2 separate regions of the Mus musculus genome follow, and region 2 is linked to region 1. A link is a loop called in an ENCODE intact Hi-C map of the cell type or tissue named here. Cell type or tissue: heart. All regions are shown on one strand. Links, peaks and the distances in the headings refer to the core of each region. The heading gives the core; the rest is flanking DNA.

Evidence for each region. Peaks named below come from ENCODE experiments on the same cell type or tissue, not always from the same donor. Only the 100,000 strongest peaks of a DNase experiment are listed, where the experiment ranks them.
Region 2: it touches region 1 in a loop (2.2-fold over the local background); 2 of 42 quality-filtered maps call a loop at or near these places.

The regions. Positions count from the first base shown.
Region 1 is chr1:155,522,800-155,531,125 of GRCm38, forward strand. It overlaps Gm5532 (predicted gene 5532), which reads right to left and starts at 4,312. Exons shown (of 2, transcript NR_132128.1): 1 at 4,227-4,312. In heart, for the core only: no CTCF peak of the experiment used is centred there; a DNase peak (open chromatin) is centred at 4,432; H3K4me3 peaks cover 1,687 bases; H3K27ac peaks cover 4,878 bases.
Region 2 is chr1:155,237,820-155,246,145 of GRCm38, forward strand. BC034090 (cDNA sequence BC034090) reads right to left here and starts at 6,713. Exons shown (of 10, transcript NM_001370865.1): 1 at 6,367-6,713; 2 at 3,606-4,507; 3 at 2,917-2,980. The coding sequence starts at 6,410. It overlaps Gm31102 (a long non-coding RNA gene), which reads left to right and starts at 5,310. Exons shown (of 4, transcript XR_878641.3): 1 at 5,310-5,660. In heart, for the core only: a CTCF peak has its summit at 4,446; DNase peaks (open chromatin) are centred at 2,312, 6,392 and 6,782; H3K4me3 peaks cover 2,404 bases; H3K27ac peaks cover 3,291 bases.

The sequences.
Region 1 (8,326 bases), core at 257-8,256:
CTCTGCGGTCTTGATTGGTTAACTGAGGGGCAGAGGACTTTGAGAAACTAGTTTTAAAAGAGGCAGTAAATATAATTGACTTTGAAACTATTTTTCTTCCTGTGGATGGTGTAGGACTTATGAAATGCCAGGCGAGAGCTCTGTCACTGAGCTACCTCACCAGCCTCTGGTCTGCTGAGACAGACTCTTCTGATGGATTCTGTTCTTGTCTTGATACGTCTTCTGAGTGCTGGCGTTACAGGTATGAGAGCCACCCGGCGAAGCTCTAATTTGGAAGTTTGTATTTTTTTTTTAAACTTTTCATTGATTCTTTGTGAGTTTCACATCATACATATCAGGCACCCCAATCCCGTTCATCTTCCCATCCTTCAGTATCTGCCCTCCACCCCAAAAGAAAACAAAACCAACCAAACAAAACAATCTTGCTATGGAAACTGTGGTGTGTCACGTGGTTTGTATACCTCTCCTCCCACCCCCAAACAGCTTTCGTGGCAGATGTTCATTACAAAGGTCTGGTTCAAGGACACTGGCTCCCGTTTACACCATCAGTACTGGATCCTCACCAGGACTCCTCTAGGATATTTTGTTGTTGCCCGGTGTCATGGAGATCCTGCACCTTTGGTTATACAGGACCAGCCCTTTCTCTGGCTCCTACAGCTCATAGATGGACTAGATGCTGGAGTAAGCCAGCTCAAAGCCTTGAATCTGGGCCTGGGTTAGCTTGCTAGTTTTCCTGAGCTCACACCATCAGGGCCACCTCTCCCAGGCAAGGGGCAGAGGGAGCTCTGTGCAGCCCACAGACATCAACATGGCCCCAGCCCAAACCAGGGACATCCTTTTGTGGTAGCATGGGCCACAGACATCGACACAGACCCCTACTACTGTAGGGTCATGGACCCAGACATAGTCCTCTGCAGCAGCATGGGCTGGGACATCCCCAGGGCCTCAGGTGGCAGCACAGGCTACTCACATCAGGCTGTTCCTTACCACCCTTGAGTGCCCAGTTCTGCCTTCTTCCTAGTACAAAACCCACTCAGCTTCTCTTTCCCATCCCCCACCATATGCCTGCTCATCTGTAGTAGTGGGGGGCAGACCTCTCTAGTTCCGAAGGGTTTTTTTTTTTTTTTTTTTTTTTTTTTGGTTTTTCAAGACAGGGTTTCTCTGTATAGCCCTGGCTGTCCTGGAACTCACTTTGTAGACCAGGCTGGCCTCGAACTCAGAGATCCTCCTGCCTCTGCCTCCTGAGTGCTGGGATTAAAGGCATGCGCCACCACGCCCGGCTACTCGGAAGTTTTTAATACGTAGACAGTTAACTGTCTCTTTGTACCAAGCTTTATCTTCCATTTACTTGTGAAGTATAAATAATCCATTGTTCCAAGGTAGATGCAGAAATGTTCAGCCGGGCGTGGTGGTGCACGCCTTTAATCCCAGCACTAGGGAGGCAGAGGCAGGCGGATTTCTGAGTTCGAGGCCAGCCTGGTCTACAAAGTGAGTTCTAAGACAGCCAGGGCTATACAGAGAAACCCTGCCTCAAAAAAAGAAATGTTCTATGACCTCACTCTCTGTTAGTCAAAATGCCACTCAAAGAAAAATTTCCTTCTCCACTTCTTTTATAGGAAAAAACCAAACCAAACCAAATCAACAACAAAACAGTCTTCGAGCTGTTGCTGCTGTAACTAATGTAGATAAAGAAAGAACAGGGCCTCAGGCACTAGGAAGTAGAGGCAGGCTCAGTAGAGAGCAGAGAGAGTGGGGATAGAGTAGGGCCCTGACCAGACACTACCCATCTGGTTCTACATTGCTACAGGGCTGCGGGTCCTTCAAATGCTCACTTGAGAGGGAAACCCTGGGGTTATTTGTCCTGTAAATATAGGAGGGCATTGAGGAGGGTCCCACAAGACTGTGGCAGCTGTCAACCTGAGCTGTCAGGACTGAGGTAAAATGTTCTTTGGTTTCTTTCACCAAATAAGCAAAGGCCGGTGATGTGGAAAGGCAGGGGAGAAATAATATTTCATTTAGCAAACTTAGGGGCCCAGTTTCCTGCCTGTTAGCATCAACTAGTGTAATGGTTTTGTCTCAAATGGAAATGAGTCAGAAATCAGTTTGAAAATAAGCTCCAGAAGGGGACCCCAAGCTATTGGATGTTTTGAGCACGCCAGTCACTAGGAGATTGGGGTATTGATTTGCCTCCCAAGGCTCCCTGGTTTTTCCTGAATCACGAATCATCGCCTTCTTAGAAAAGCGCCTCTGTGACATTCTTATTGATTAGGCTTCAAAAGGGAGTGGAGCTGAGGGAGGGGGCTGGGCAGCCTCCCACTCTACCTCCCTGGGACCATGGAGTCTTCCTGTGTTCTGTTCACCCCGGAAGGACCTCCCTCACCAGACTGGGATTCTCCAGGCATTCTAACTGGTTGATTCCAGTTCTCCTGGTCAGTTGTTCTCAGGGTATTTTCTCCTTCTTCTAGACCTGCTCCATGTTGTCAGGTCAACTGTCCTATGAGGTCTAAGAGAAAGTTCTTTGTCTCTGGACAGAAGACACTTAGAAAAATGTCACTCCATTTCCTCCCAGATCTTCCAAACATTTTTACTCCGTGGAGAGAATCCTAAGCGACAAGTACGGAGATAAATGGTTCGTCTGGAAGACAAAGTAATAGCAGAACAGTATGTTCTTAGGGTATTAATTAATAACCTGCTAATCATGGGATTTAAATCACATAAAATAGCAGATACCCCACAGTGCCATTTTGAAAGAGGCTCTGAGAAAAAAGCCTTTGCCTCACAAGCATGAAAAACCGAGTTCCATCCCTAGATGTTCTCAGAAGAAAAATAAATAAATAAAAATAAAAAGCACAAAAATAAATATATAGTGGCATGTGCCTGGGTATAGTGGCATGTGCCTTGAGTCCCAGCACTCTGGAGGCAGAGCCAAGTAGATCTCTGTGAGTTAGAGGCCAGTCTGATATATACCATGGGTTCTAGGATAGCCAGGGCTACATAGTGAGACCTTGTCTCAAATTAATAATAATAATAATAATAATAATAATAATAATAATAATAATAATGAGAGAGTCTGACAACCTAAGTTCAATTCAGAGAACCCATGAAAAGATGTATAAAGATGGAGGGAGAAAATGACTTCAAAAAGTTGTCCTCTGACCTACACACTTCCTCCCCCAGACATGTAACATATACACACACTATAAGTGAGTTGGTAACCTTTTAAAGATGAAAACCAATTCTGGGGGTTGTTTTGACCTGTGTATGCTCACAGGTACCACTCCTACCCACTTACAAATAAAGCTTTGCACCAGGTATGTCCCCAAATATTCACCTCTGTGATTTCTTTAAGCGTTACCGATAAAGCCCTGAGGTTTACAAAGTGCTTTTAGACGTATTTCTTTTCCTTTGGTCACCGTGAGACAAAGCACAGTGGGTGTTTCCCACTTGATTTCTAAATGAAATGAGAACGTGGAGAGATGTTAGGTGTTCTGCTCAAGGCCACCTGGCTCCCTGCAGTCGGGTTTGCTCACTGCTGTTTCTGAGTGTGTCCCAGACCAGCTGTGCTCTGTTGTGGAAAACAGTGTACTCCCCTTAACACTATTTTGTGGGTAGGTTTTACTTGCCTTGCTTTTGCACCAAACACCCTTTGAAATGTGATTTTTGAGCTGGGGAAAGGTGACTTTCATGTACCCAGGAGGCTTAGCTGGTTTTTCCCTAGCATTTCCAGATGACTAAGAGAACAGGGTATCTCAAGTGTTCCTTCCGTACACTGACAAGTGTTTTCTCTCTCTCTCTCTCTCTTTTTCCTCCTCCTCCTCCTCCTCCTCCTTCTTCTTCCTCTCTTTCCTTTTTTTATTTTCTTTCTTTCTTCCTTTCTTCCTTCCTTCCTTCCTTCCTTCCTTCCTTCCTTCCTTCCTTCCTTCCTTCCTTCCTTCCTTTCTTTGTTAAAACAATTCCCTATCTGAATGCACTGGAGATAAACAGTAACCAATAGGAAAGAGAGACTGGTTAAAAAGTGGCTTTTGAAACAATGATAGTAGGTAAAAGATTGATTCTTTCTAGGTTGAGCCAGATGCAGAGCGAGCTCCTCAATAAAGAGTTCTGGAAAAGCAGCCTCTTCTGTAACAGAGAAGACCCGTCCGCCCCCCTACATCAGGCTTGGACTGGGGCTGCTTCGGTAGTGTCTAGGGAGAAGAACTCACAACCCAGCCTCTCTGAACACATACCTGGAAGTTTGCAGAGACCAGCAGGACTGATGTGAAGCCACCGGGACATTTGTGTAGTAATGTGACCAGGATTAGTTCCCGCCGACAGACACTTCCTGGCTCCACGGCTTCTAAAGTAAGACAGTGGAAAAGCTTGTGATCGGCTAGGAGAATGTCAGAATCAACCCCGATGCTTACTAATTAAAGCAAGATTTGACCAGGTTATTTTTAGGTTTTCCTAAAACAGAATCCCCAAATCACCAGAGCATTAAATAAACGGAGTTCCCAGCCAGCGAGGGTGAGAACTTTGCCAGGGCCCAGGTTCACCTTGGCCTCAGGAATTATCACCTCCCCGGGCTCTGAGCGCTGACATCACGAGAGAATTTTCCAAATTGAGAATTTGGGTCTCTAACTTTATTTTTGAGATCTTTAAGGGAAGAAATGATAACCTGTTAGATGCCTGCTATTATGTGGCAGCTGTTGAGAGAACAGAAAAGCCAAGTGGGTGACTCATTGTCCCTTGAACAGGCCGCTCTCATTCTCTCCCACCCCACCCCCACCTTTGTTTCTGCTATACTCTACTTGGGGCCTGCTTACCCTCTCCCACTGTTCTCCAGGAATGTGGCCACAGGCCTTCATTAGCCAGAGTCAGTCTTCTCTCAGGCCAGCTCCACTGCTCCTGACCACCTGGACCCCTTATCTCCTGCCCAACATTTTTATAACCTGGCTTCCCCTGTCTGCTTTCCATCATTATCTCACAGATCACTGCACTCCAACACTGGCGGCATGTCTTTCTCTCTCCTTCTTAAAAAAAAAAAAAAAGGCAAATAGGTAGCCCACCCCACTCTCTAAAATCTGCTCACTGGTTTGTGACTCATCGTCTCTTGGTGTTTGGAGACAGGACTGTGTGTTCCTTCGAGCCGCCGAGTTGTCATTTCTCCCCTCAGGTTTATACAGACTTGGTTCTCGTGAGCGTCTGTCAGAGCCAAGGTCATGCAAAAGCTCCCTCTTATCTGGGGCTATTATCCCAGTCAATGGCAAGGACATAATTTAGAATTATGAGGACACAGGAAGGCAGACTGTCCTGGCTTAATGGAATGCCAAGCCCAGCTTTGAGAAGGCAGAGGAGATAAGAGGAAGAAAATACAGCGTTAGCTCCAGCGCTCTCCTGCTCCCAACTGTGGGAGAAATACCTGAGAGATGCGGTGTGTTGTTGCCTGCTGGGTTCACCTGCCTCAAAGAGGGGTAGAACAAATGAACAGACTCTAGTTCCCAGGATAAAATGAGGCTCTTTCCTTAGGTGAGCTGACAGTAGGAGAAAGGGGAGTAGGGACAGAGACAGCAAAATGTTATCTAGAAGAGTCAGTGAGGCGCCTCTGGGAAGGAGATCAGAGCGGACAGGAAAGTTCTCTTGGGGAGGGGGAGGGGGAGGGGGAGGGGGATTTGCCAGAGCAAAGGATTCAATTGCATGGGAGAAAATGTTAGGGGAATTTTTGCCTGACTCTACAGAAAACTTTGCTGAGTTAAGGGGTAAGTAACAGATCTGAATTCTGATGATCTAAGGAGTGTGTGGGGCGGTACAGGGCAGCTGCATAGCAATTAGAAACACGGGCTTGGAGAAGAAGGAGCAGGGTTCAGATCCCAACTCTCACGTTTCCTCAAAGAAAACAAAACAAACAACAACAAAAAAACTCCCACAGGAGACTGCACACAAAAAAAACGAGTCCCACGGGAAAGCATACAGAGTATTCAGAAAGATACAGTACGTGGTTAGGAGAGTCCCTGGCTCTTAATAAATAATAGCTCCATCCATATAGACAGATGGGATATTTCTTGATCTCCTTTTAGACAGCTTTGGCTTCAGAGTGCCCTGGGGATGCCAAGGAGGGACACAAACAGGCAGAGATTCTTCACAGAAGGAATGGCCAACGCGTTTCTAGGAACAATAACATCTGATGTTAAACTTGAAATGATTTCCTGCTCTAGGCAATAATAGCTCTGTCTGTTCTCATTAGCCACAACATCTTTGGAAAAGTCTGCTACGTACAACTGCTTTGTGTTAGCGCTGCTCTACTACGGAGAGGAGACAGGCAATGTCTGGGCTTTGCTTGTGCTTAAGGGGGGGGGGGCAGGAGAGGGGGGAGGCTGGAGGAGGAAGAGATGGAGCAGGAAGCAGGATTTGAAACCTGGGAGTGATGGATGTACCACAGACAGCAACAGAGACCAGCAAAGGCAAGAGGATCTGGAAGAGAAATGGAACCTATCACATTTACACTGTCACAGGTAGAAAGAAAAATACAATCCTGAAACACTGTTAGTTACTGAGCTAATCAACCCAGGGCTGCAAATGGACAGAAAGGCTGTCGTGGGCTCTATGCCAGGAGCAGTTTGTCACTTCTGATTACATTAGGTGACTCACCCAGAGCTGGTGTAGCACATTTTAATTAGTCCGTACCCGGCATGTTTGTAAAGCCAACCACACTGTCCACGGTGGCTCTATGGCCTGCTCTTCCTCCCTGGGACAGGAGGATCCTCAGGTCCCCAGCCTCAGATGCAGATAGGGTGCAGATTAACAACAGCACAAAAGTACTCTGGCTCCAGATGGGACAGACTCTAAGGTGTTCCAAATATTTCTGTGCCCCGGGCTGCAACGACTCTCCCGGAGGGGCAGCCCAAACACTCACCGAGTAACTCACCGAGTCGCGGCCCAGCCACTGCGGCAAGTGCAGCTACTGCCTCAGATTTGGCTCCGTTTTAGGGCAGTGCCCTTACACACAGGCTTCCTATGCCGGAGTCCAGACCCCTGTTCTTCTCAGGCCCAGATCACGTCAGGTGGCAACACTGGGTCTCCACACTGGGTTGTGACCCCTTCTGCTGTCACCTCGGGCTATTCCGCCGTACCCCAGTTCCATACCGTACACAAGAGATTCCCTCTACATTCTGCCAGTGGCAAGATTTGAACTACTGCCTCTCATCTTTTCCCGCCTCTTACAGAAGCCCTTCAAGGGCAGAAACCTGTCTGACGCATCTAGAGTTTCTTCGGCCGTCTCCTGCTTGTTCATTTGCGAATGTTTGTTCTTCTCAGCTTTCCTGTCCTCTTTCTACTCTTCCCCCTCCCTAATTCTAATTCTCTAGCTCAACTTCTGTCTATGTTGGAAGGGACCTAAGCATGCATTTGGACAGGGCCCCTAACTTTTCTCTGCCTCAGCCTTCTAGAGCTAGGCAAAACCTGTGACACGCCAGACACTGGGGGACGTGGAAACTATTACATGTATGTTCAGAAAACCAGAAGACAAATACAAATGCCAACAACTTCTCTTTTCAATACTTTTGTGAGTGATTAAACCTTCTTCTTGCCCTCAGATTTTGGAGGCCTGATTGCTGGTGCCCAGAGTCCATGATGGCTTGTGATGGCTGTCTAGTGGCCATGTTTGCTTCCCCGTCCTTCCCAGCCTCCTGCTCTGTTGCTGCCCGACCCAGCCCTCCACAGAGAAGGGCCAGCAGAGCTGGTAGGCTCAGACCAGGCCTTGCTTTCTGTTCCTTTCCCTCAGTAAGCCTACCTCATTTCTTCTCTCCCACTCCAGAGGACCCGGTGTGTGTCTGGTTCATCTCTTCTACCGGATGTGATTGAACTGAGTGCTGCTCACTCTTCTCTGATAAAGATGACTAAAGCTTTGTAGCTCTGTGTTCTGTGTAGTGGCAGGTGCTCCACTGGAGCTATGTGCTGAAATCTCAGCCGTCACTCCTTCCTCTGGGCCCCGCTCAGCCCTTCAACTGTGGGTAGAGACGGTGAAAGCGATTTCAGCAACAGGCTGAGACAATTGTTTTGAACCCAAACAAATTACGCGGGTCACCAGAACATCCATCATTTCTCACTGCCGGGTCCGAATGCCAGTGGAGATGGTCATGCATAATTTATCACGAAATCAATGGGAACCAAAGGGCACAGGAGAATAACGAGAATAACGGGTCTCTGAGGAAGACCTCCTTCTAGCCTGCTTCCAGCCTTTCTCTCTTCCTTTTTCCTTTCTTTCTTTCACTTTCTCTTTGTCCAAGCTTGTTCTAACACAGGCTTGCTTTTTTTTTTCAGCATTACTCGAAGCTGTTCTTCATGATGTCAC
Region 2 (8,326 bases), core at 35-8,034, 290 kb before region 1:
AAAGCACAGACACACAAGCTGACTCATGCGTCTCTCACTTCCCACAGCAGAGAACAGATCGATCTGCAGGACATAGAAGGCCCCAGATCCCCAGCCCGAGGGGTTGCTTATCCAAGGGATGACCTGTGGAGGTATGAAAAGGGTAGCTCAAGGCAGTGTCCCATAGCAGTCAGAGCATAAGCCTGGGACCCGAGTGCAAGTCCTGACTCCAAGACTTGGCCTCCCCTAGAGTGCTCTCTGTCCTCGAAGCAAGAACAATGGCTGAGACCTGTCCACAAAGTGAGATGTACAAACAGCACTTACACAGCACCCGGCACACAGGCAGGGGATGGAAATGGCAGATGCCAGCCTGCTCTTCCAACAGGCCACTAGTGTCTTAGCCAATGCGTGCTAGAGAACAACCCTTGGGGTAAGGGGACAAAGGTCTCCTGCAGGATCTGAGGTCCTGAGTCTTTAGGTGGCTCACCTCAAGGCTACCTTGTAACAGGCTGGCCCAGACACTGCAGACTCAAGCACTGGGCTCTGTGATCAACGTGAACTTGCCTGGTCACCTTAAAGAACAGTAACAAAGAGCACGTGGGTTAGCCTGGCTGTCACGGCTCTGTGATTTTAATGTGAGTTATTCAGATTCTAAATCTGACTGAACAGGAAACAGAACCTTTTGCTCTTCAAGCCCTGAGAGAGCTTACAGTACTCAAAGAATGAGGCATGGCAGGTACTGATGGGTGGCCACTGAGACCATCAGCTACAAGAGCAGAGCACTCCTCTGCCTCGGGTCCTCCATCCCTTAGTACAGGCTCTCAGCCCAGGACCCGAGTGCTCAGTGGCACTCCTAGGGCATGAGCCAAGGGAAGCCAAGACTCTGTAGCTGTAGCATCAGTAAGCCCATCTCACTCAGAGGGCAGCCCTGCATTGTATCTACACATCACAGCAGGGCTGGAGTTTTCCTTGAACCAGTTGTGTTCCCTGGCCCTTCAGCCTAAGTGTCTACCTAGCAAGGACTTGACCTTCATGCCTGTGGCTCTATATGCCAGGCACTCTAGGGGGATACTTTATTATTCTTTGAACATAATCTTAATATTGGTCCTTCCTTCTCTATATCTCCCCTCAGACACATACACTGATTCATCATATGTACACACACACACACACACACACACACACACAAATATATCTGTGAAACATACAATATACATGTATACATGCCACATCCAAGATCTGTCTGTCTGTTTCTTTTCCAGACAAGGTTTCACTGTGTACCCCAGGCAGCCATGACACATGTGCCCCATTGCCGCAGCCTCCCACTTGGGTCACATCGGACCCTCATGCTTGAATTCTGACGTAGAACCCAAGGCTACAGATGGCCTGTCAGGTTAAACTGTCAGGAGTCTAGTCCTGAGAGTTCTGAATAGCCTCACAGGCATGGGTGGGAGTCTCTCCCTATCCCCGATTGAGCGGCTCCTTTAAGAGAACCAGGTTTTGTTGCTCATTATCTCAGAGCAGGCCAGGGGCTTGCCTTCTTTCTACAAGGACTCTGAGCAAAACCCCAGCAGCTGTGCTTCCCTGTGAAGGCACTGGAGTAGGCTGGGGGCTGAGGCTGGGAGAGCGAGGCAGCTGCGGGGGTGGGGGGGGGCTGTCTCCACAGCACCCAGGAGCCTTTGCAAGGCTCTCTCAGGGGGCTGCAGGTAGAGAGAACACAGAAGGAGCAGAATACCACTGAGCACCACAGAGGTGGGATCAGATGAGGATGCGGTCAGAAGCTGAAGACAGCAGCCAGGAAGGCAGAAGAAGAGACAAGCCAGGCATCTATCTTTCCAAGCTGAGCACAACCCTGATTCTGGGCACCCTCATTTTGCTAAAGCAGGCTGTTTCCCAAATCTTGTATGGTGAACTCTAACCCCCAGTGGGATGGGATCAGAACATGGGGATAAACTGCCACCCTGATAAAAGGACCACCAGGAAATGTTTTTGTCCCTTTCTACGCTGTGAGGACACAGTAAGAATGTGCCATCTATGAGGAAGCAGGCCCTCACCAGACACTGGATCTTCTGTCTTCTCGCTCTTGGATTCCCAGCCTCCTGTACCGCAAAAATGGCGTTTCTGCAGTTTATACGTCATTTTGAGTCATTGTAAGATGTGTTCTGTTGCAGAGGTCTTACCCGTGCTTTGGGAAGGGTGGGTCAATCTTAGTGAGATACACAGGGAGAAGGGACAAAGCTGACTACTGTGGGCAGACATCAGACCTTCCCAGACTGATGTCATGCGCAGCTGTGGAAAAGGGCACCACTCCCAGACCCAAGGCCTCTCTCAGCCTCATGTGCCAACATCCCAGCCAAGGCTTAAGGCTGCCAAAGGCAAAGGCCAGCTTCTGAGTGAGCCCCCATGTGGCCCCCACCACATCTCAGATCCCACTCGTCCAGACTTAGGACACTGCTCACCTCGCCCACCACACTCAGAACAGAAGTGAAGGGGCTAGAAAACAGTCTGTGGGTCCCACTGAGAGGCTGGAAGGCAAATCCTTGGCCCTGAGCCCTGCACACGCCTCTGATTAGGAAAAGAACAGGTGGAGTTAAAGTGCTGGGTTCCTGTACCATCCCTGAGGAGTTTCACACCCAAGCCCATTAGCTTCACAATACCCCTATGGTAGAAGAGGTAGAAGCCTAGGCAGAGAAAATGGCCTCCAGGACACTGAGCAGGTAATTGGAAGGTTTGCTGCAGACCTCTGCCACCCAGTGGTTTGGCCCAGGTGACAGGTAGCCAGCAGCTGGTACCTTCTACAGGGCCTCGAGAATGATGGTTGGCAGTGGCCACTATCTCCTGGTGAAGGCTTGCCTCTGTCTCTTCTGGCCTTATCAAGGTTTCCTACTGCTCTGGTGTATAGAAAATGGAGGGATGGTGGTAAGGAAGAACCCTTACCTGCTCTGACCTGAGTCCTGCTGGGGGGTGCCCGAGTCCCAGTCCACGTCTCCCGCTGGTCGCTCTAGGGCCCAGAGCAGAAGCAGAGATCAGGGCAGAGCCACCAACTGGTGAGCACAGAGGAGATGCTCTACCCCCTCTGTGGGCCGAATGCCTACATTCCCCAGATCCACACACGAAAATCTAATCTGCAGTGTGATGGGATTAGAAAGCTCTGGTCTGAGAAGTGGAGTCACAGGCTGTCAGACTGTGAGTGAACTTGGATTGGTTAAGAGGGTCCACACATGCCCTCAGGTAATGAAACTCCAGAAAGGATGTCTTCCAGAGTCTGAGCGCTCATCGCGGGCAGCAGGATGCTCAGGCTCTTTGGGGATGTGCTTCTGTGTGCTAGCCCACTTCCCACGCTGGGGATGGCACGGGGCAGCATCGTTAGAGGGAGTACAAGAGGCTACTCTGCAAAGAGCCACAAGGCTCAGTGAAGAGTCTCATAGCCTCTGTCCCTAAGCACAAAGAATAGCCTCCCACTGACCTGGAGGGCCACAGGGTTGGAGGCAGTTAGGGCTGCATAAGCATTATAAAAGACCTTACATCCAGACAGTGATTGGGTGGGTGACATTATTGTGCCATCTTTCCACCCTCCCTCCCCCATGTCCTATTTGCTCCAACTCAGGCAGTAAAATAAGGCTCACCTGATGCATCTCGGTCCCAGGATGTCCAGTCTGGGCTCCCTGCTTTGGGAGGACTCTGTCTGGAAACCTTCAGTATCTCCTGCAACAGGAGGCGGTTCCTCTCTACCCTGTCAGACAGGGACAAAGCATTTGCCACAGAGCCCAGAGCCTCCAGGCCCTGAGCTCTCCAGAATGTCTCTGGCTGGTCTGTTCTAGGGATCAAATCCTCCTTAGAGGTTAGGGTTGTGCTGTCCAGATCTTCCTTTGTGACTATCCCATCTCCGAGCGGGTATTGTCTTCTCTTCTTCTGGCTGCTCAAGGGGGTGGTTTTACAGGGACCAGGCCGCTGTGGCTGGACTGCAGAAACTCGATTGTTGGGACTTTCTTGTAAAGAGCCAGACCCTGCTACTGGGTCCTCCTCATGATCAGCCGGCATCCACACTGCTTCTGGAGACCACGGGCTTTGTTCATTCCAGCTCTCAGGGGTAGATGGCTTGGATCCACTGTTCCTGGCAGGTTTCTTCTCATTAACATGTCTGGCCAGATGTCCATCATTAGGGTTCTGAGCATGGGGGACCACCAGGGCATCTGGTAGGCTCCAGGCTACTCCAGTCTTGACTTGGTGGCATTTGGATTTTGTAGGGGATGGACGCTCATAGGAAGTGGGACGGGGATCTGTCCCTTGTTTTCCTGCTGTCATTTTCTCCTTCAAGGCCTTTACCTTGGACTCCAGCACAGAAGGACCTTGGAGCTGCAGCCCCCATGTCCTGGGAGGCTTGGGGGGCATCAGGTTAGATGCTCGGTCTTCCTGGGGGCAGGGTGAAGGTCTCGGGAGAGGTCCACTGTCTGGCTGCTCAGCGCCATCTCTGGCCATGGCTGGAGTCACTTGCGTGGGGCTTGTTGTGCTCCCTGGCCTGGATGCTCTGCAGGAAAAAAGAGAAGCTCAGACCCTGACCCTGGACGCCCCAGTAACCTGCTTGATCTCCACAGTGCCCTGATATGGACCCCTTTTCAAGTGGCATACCTCAAGAAGAGCTGGTGTCCTCTATATAACGTGGACACACATTGAAAAGGACAAGTCACAGGACAGAACAAACAGGTTACCAGCAAGCTTATTTTCTCCTGGCATGCTCTTTAGAGGGCAGGGAGGAGACTGGGGAGGGTGGTTACTGGAGCATGGGCAGTAAACCCCGAGGAAGGAAATAATGCCAGTTTTTCTATTCCCATTTTTAGGGTGAGCAAAACAAGGCCTCAAACAATCCAATGCAAAATGTGAACCATGGTGAAAAGCAGTGTAATTCCCCAACCCTGGGCTAAAGGAGGCCCCAGAGGAGAATGGCAGTGTTGGCTAATGGTCAGTACTCTTCCTTGTGGATGACGGACCTGTCCCTGTAATAGAATGTGTCGCTGCCTGCCAGCTTCATGCCAACCCTAGTGAAAAAGTGTTAGACTAGAGTCAAGCTGTACTCGAAAGAAGTAATAGTGACAGTCACAAACGATAAGCTATCTGCTCTATGTCAAGCAAAGGCTTTTCAAACATGTCAACACTCTCTAAAATAATATATTTATATTATGTCTGTGATAGAATGTTATTTTATATAAATAAAGATATTTATTTATTATATAATATATAAATAAAAATATTATTTTTAACAGATGGAGAACTGAGGCATAGAGAAATTACATCACGTAGATGCCCTGGGGGAGACAAGCTTGTAACCAGAACCTTTCCATTCCAAGCCAGGACTCTCCGAGAACAGTGAGCCTTTAACCGCACCCCTTGTTCTCAGGTAAGACCTGAGTCCGCAGAGGTCCCAAGACTCACTAGAATTATACGGCCCCTTGGTGGCCTGGCTGATTCCAATAGCTTTACAGAGAATGACGTGACAACTGTTTTACTCCCTGTATAAGCTACTGTGTCTTAGTGACTACTCAGAACACTCAGAAGTCACCCTAGTCTACCTGTGTCCCATAGGAAGTAAACTCTCAGCGTGTAAGAATTTGGGCATAGAGTATATATTAGAGGTTAATTATTCCCTTCTCACAATAGGGATCCACCATAAGATGTTCTTAAAGGTAAGTCTCTTAAAGTAATTCATTATAATTATTAAATTAACATGTTTTTCAGAATATACATATTTTATGAAGCAAGATACATATATAACACAGAATTTCACAGCAGTAAATCTGTGAAGTTTAGGGATAGTAGAAGTCATTTTCTCTACTAGATCATCTGGAGCAGCGGTTCTTGGCATCACGGGGTCGCATATCAGATATACTGCATATCAGATATTCACATTATGATTCGTAACAGTAGCAAGATTACGGTCATTAAGTAGCAACGAAAATAATTTTATGGTTGGAGATCACCACATGATAAACTTAAACTGTACTAAAGGGTCGCAGCATTAAGACTGAGAATCACTGATCGAAAATGTACTAGGTTTCTCTTTGTGGCTCAGCTACCTCTTCTCTGAGATCCAATCCAGAAGCCCAGGTTGTAATGTGAGCTTTTAGAAAAATTGATGGGTCAACCCTGGAGCTTCGCTCTAGACTTGTCCGCAGACCTTAAGGAATGAGACAGTCGGGACTGAAGGCCTCCGGACGACCTTCCTGGAAGATGTCGTAACTCCTAGCACCGATGCTCTAACTCAGAAAAAAACCTGGAATGAAAATGGACAGGAAGGGCGAGCCTCCACGACCCTTCCAGCTCTGCGGCGGCCGGAGGTCGGGTGTCCCCGGGTGTGCCCCGCCACCCCGCCCGGGTCCTCTCGGTACTCACTGAGAGCGGCGCGCGGGCTTGGCCGCCGCCTCCATCCCCTCCATCCCTCGGAGAGGCGAGGCCCTGCCCCACTCTCCCCGTCCGGGGCCGCTGCAGAGTCCCGGGCCGGACTCGCCCTGAATTCGGGCGGGCGGACGGGAGTGTGGCCCGCAGGCCTCGTCCCCGGAGCGTGTCCCGCCCCGGGTCCCACGAGGCGAGGCCGGGCTGGCAGGAGTGCGCGGCGCCCCTGGCCCCGCTGGGCGCCTGGAGCCGTAGCGACCGCTACTTCATAGCTTTGCTTGAAGGTGAAAGGCCCAGCCAGCGGCCTCGCGGGCCGGCCTGGGAAGAGAGGGCGAGGAAGGCGAGAGGAGGGGCGGCGGAAGGGGCTGGAGGAGCCGCGACCTCGGCCTGTCCCCACCCCCCAGCCTCCCGCGGCCTCCCAGGGTCGTGGCCACTCGACCCGGGCGCACGCCGGGAGCCCAGAGCCTCCTCGGCTCCGCTCCACTCCTGGAGCCAGGGCCGCCTAGACGGCCGGAGGATGCGCCCTGAATTTGGGGCTCACTGGCTGCCACGGGGCCGTTGTCCCGGGCGCCGATCAGCTCCCTCCCCGGGGACACGGGCGCGAAAGCGGAGGGGCGCCCGGGTGACTCGGGGGCGCAGCCGGAGCGCAAAAGGCGACAAGCTTCAGCCGACTCCACCGGCTCCGCTGGAGCGAGAAGCTGAGGACCGGACTTTGTGTGGAGAACGTTTCGGGATGGGTCGGTGGGCTTCTCCGCAGGGCCGCCCCATCACCCTTGGGCGCCCTCTTAGGTCAAGATCATTCAAGGTTCGTTGAGGCCTTGGGGTAAGCTGGCGTTGACTGCTCATCCGGAGCCACCAAGAGCTGGGCCTGCATTGCCAGCTGCTTGGGGAAGGGACCGCTTCTGGGGCAGTGGAGGATTCCCGAACAGACCTGGGTACAGGCCTCCGTGAAGGAGCCACCAAATGGCTGGCAATTGTGCCCAAATCCATGGAGCTTCCTCTTTCTAACCAGGAGGTGACTAAGTCTCTCCAATGTCCAAACCCATTTTGACTATTCCCCTACCCCCAAAGGAACAGTAAGAAGAACCAGGACATTTCAGACGTCTCTGAAAAGAGAAAGTGGTCTCTCTTCTTTCTTTGGCCAACAAGTTTCACTTACTTAATCTTTTGTGCTGCTAGATGGCCGGTGTAGCTACTGGAAAGGATGCACAAAGCTAAGGTCCTAGCAGAGCACAGGAGAGAGAGGGCAGTTCTACCCCTTGTGCGGGTGTAATCCTGTAGTCCCAGTTGTTCAGAGATTAAAGCAGGAGGATCCTGCTGCAAGTTCGAGGCCAGCCTAGGCAATTTAGTGAGACATGTTCTCAAAAGGAAAAGGGGAGAAATGGGCTGAGGATGTAGGGATGGGTGTAGAGAATTTGCCTATTGTGCAAGAGGCCCTGGGTTCAAACCGAGTCCCATGGAAACAGAAAGGATGTCTATCTCCCTTTAAGGGAGCTGGATGGGGGAGGGAACACCGAGGCAGGCAATCTGGTCTGAGCCGCACCCTGGGAAACTGACAGTAGATTGGCCCAGGACCGGTTTAGGAACCAAGGGGTTTATCCTGGGCAAACCCTGTGTAAGTGAGCAGGTTCAAGGCTCACGGCTCTGTGGAGCAGGGTCTGAAGCGTCTTCCTGCCATGTTCGCAGAGTAAGTTCCTCCACAAGGCACTTTCTGCTCTGGTTTAGTGCTGATCGATCACCATACACTGACAACTCAGTCCCTAGAGTGGCTGCCTCTTGCTGCAACCTCAAGATTCAGAACTATTGTCCCTTTGTACAAATGAGGTGACCAATCGGAACAAAGCTGGTAAATGGCAGGTCTTCAAGAACCCCCGACGGACACGATATTGAGTGTGGTGGTTGGCGTCTGCAGCAGAACATGAAATATTTCGTTTTTGAAAATTCAGATCGAGGGGTTAGA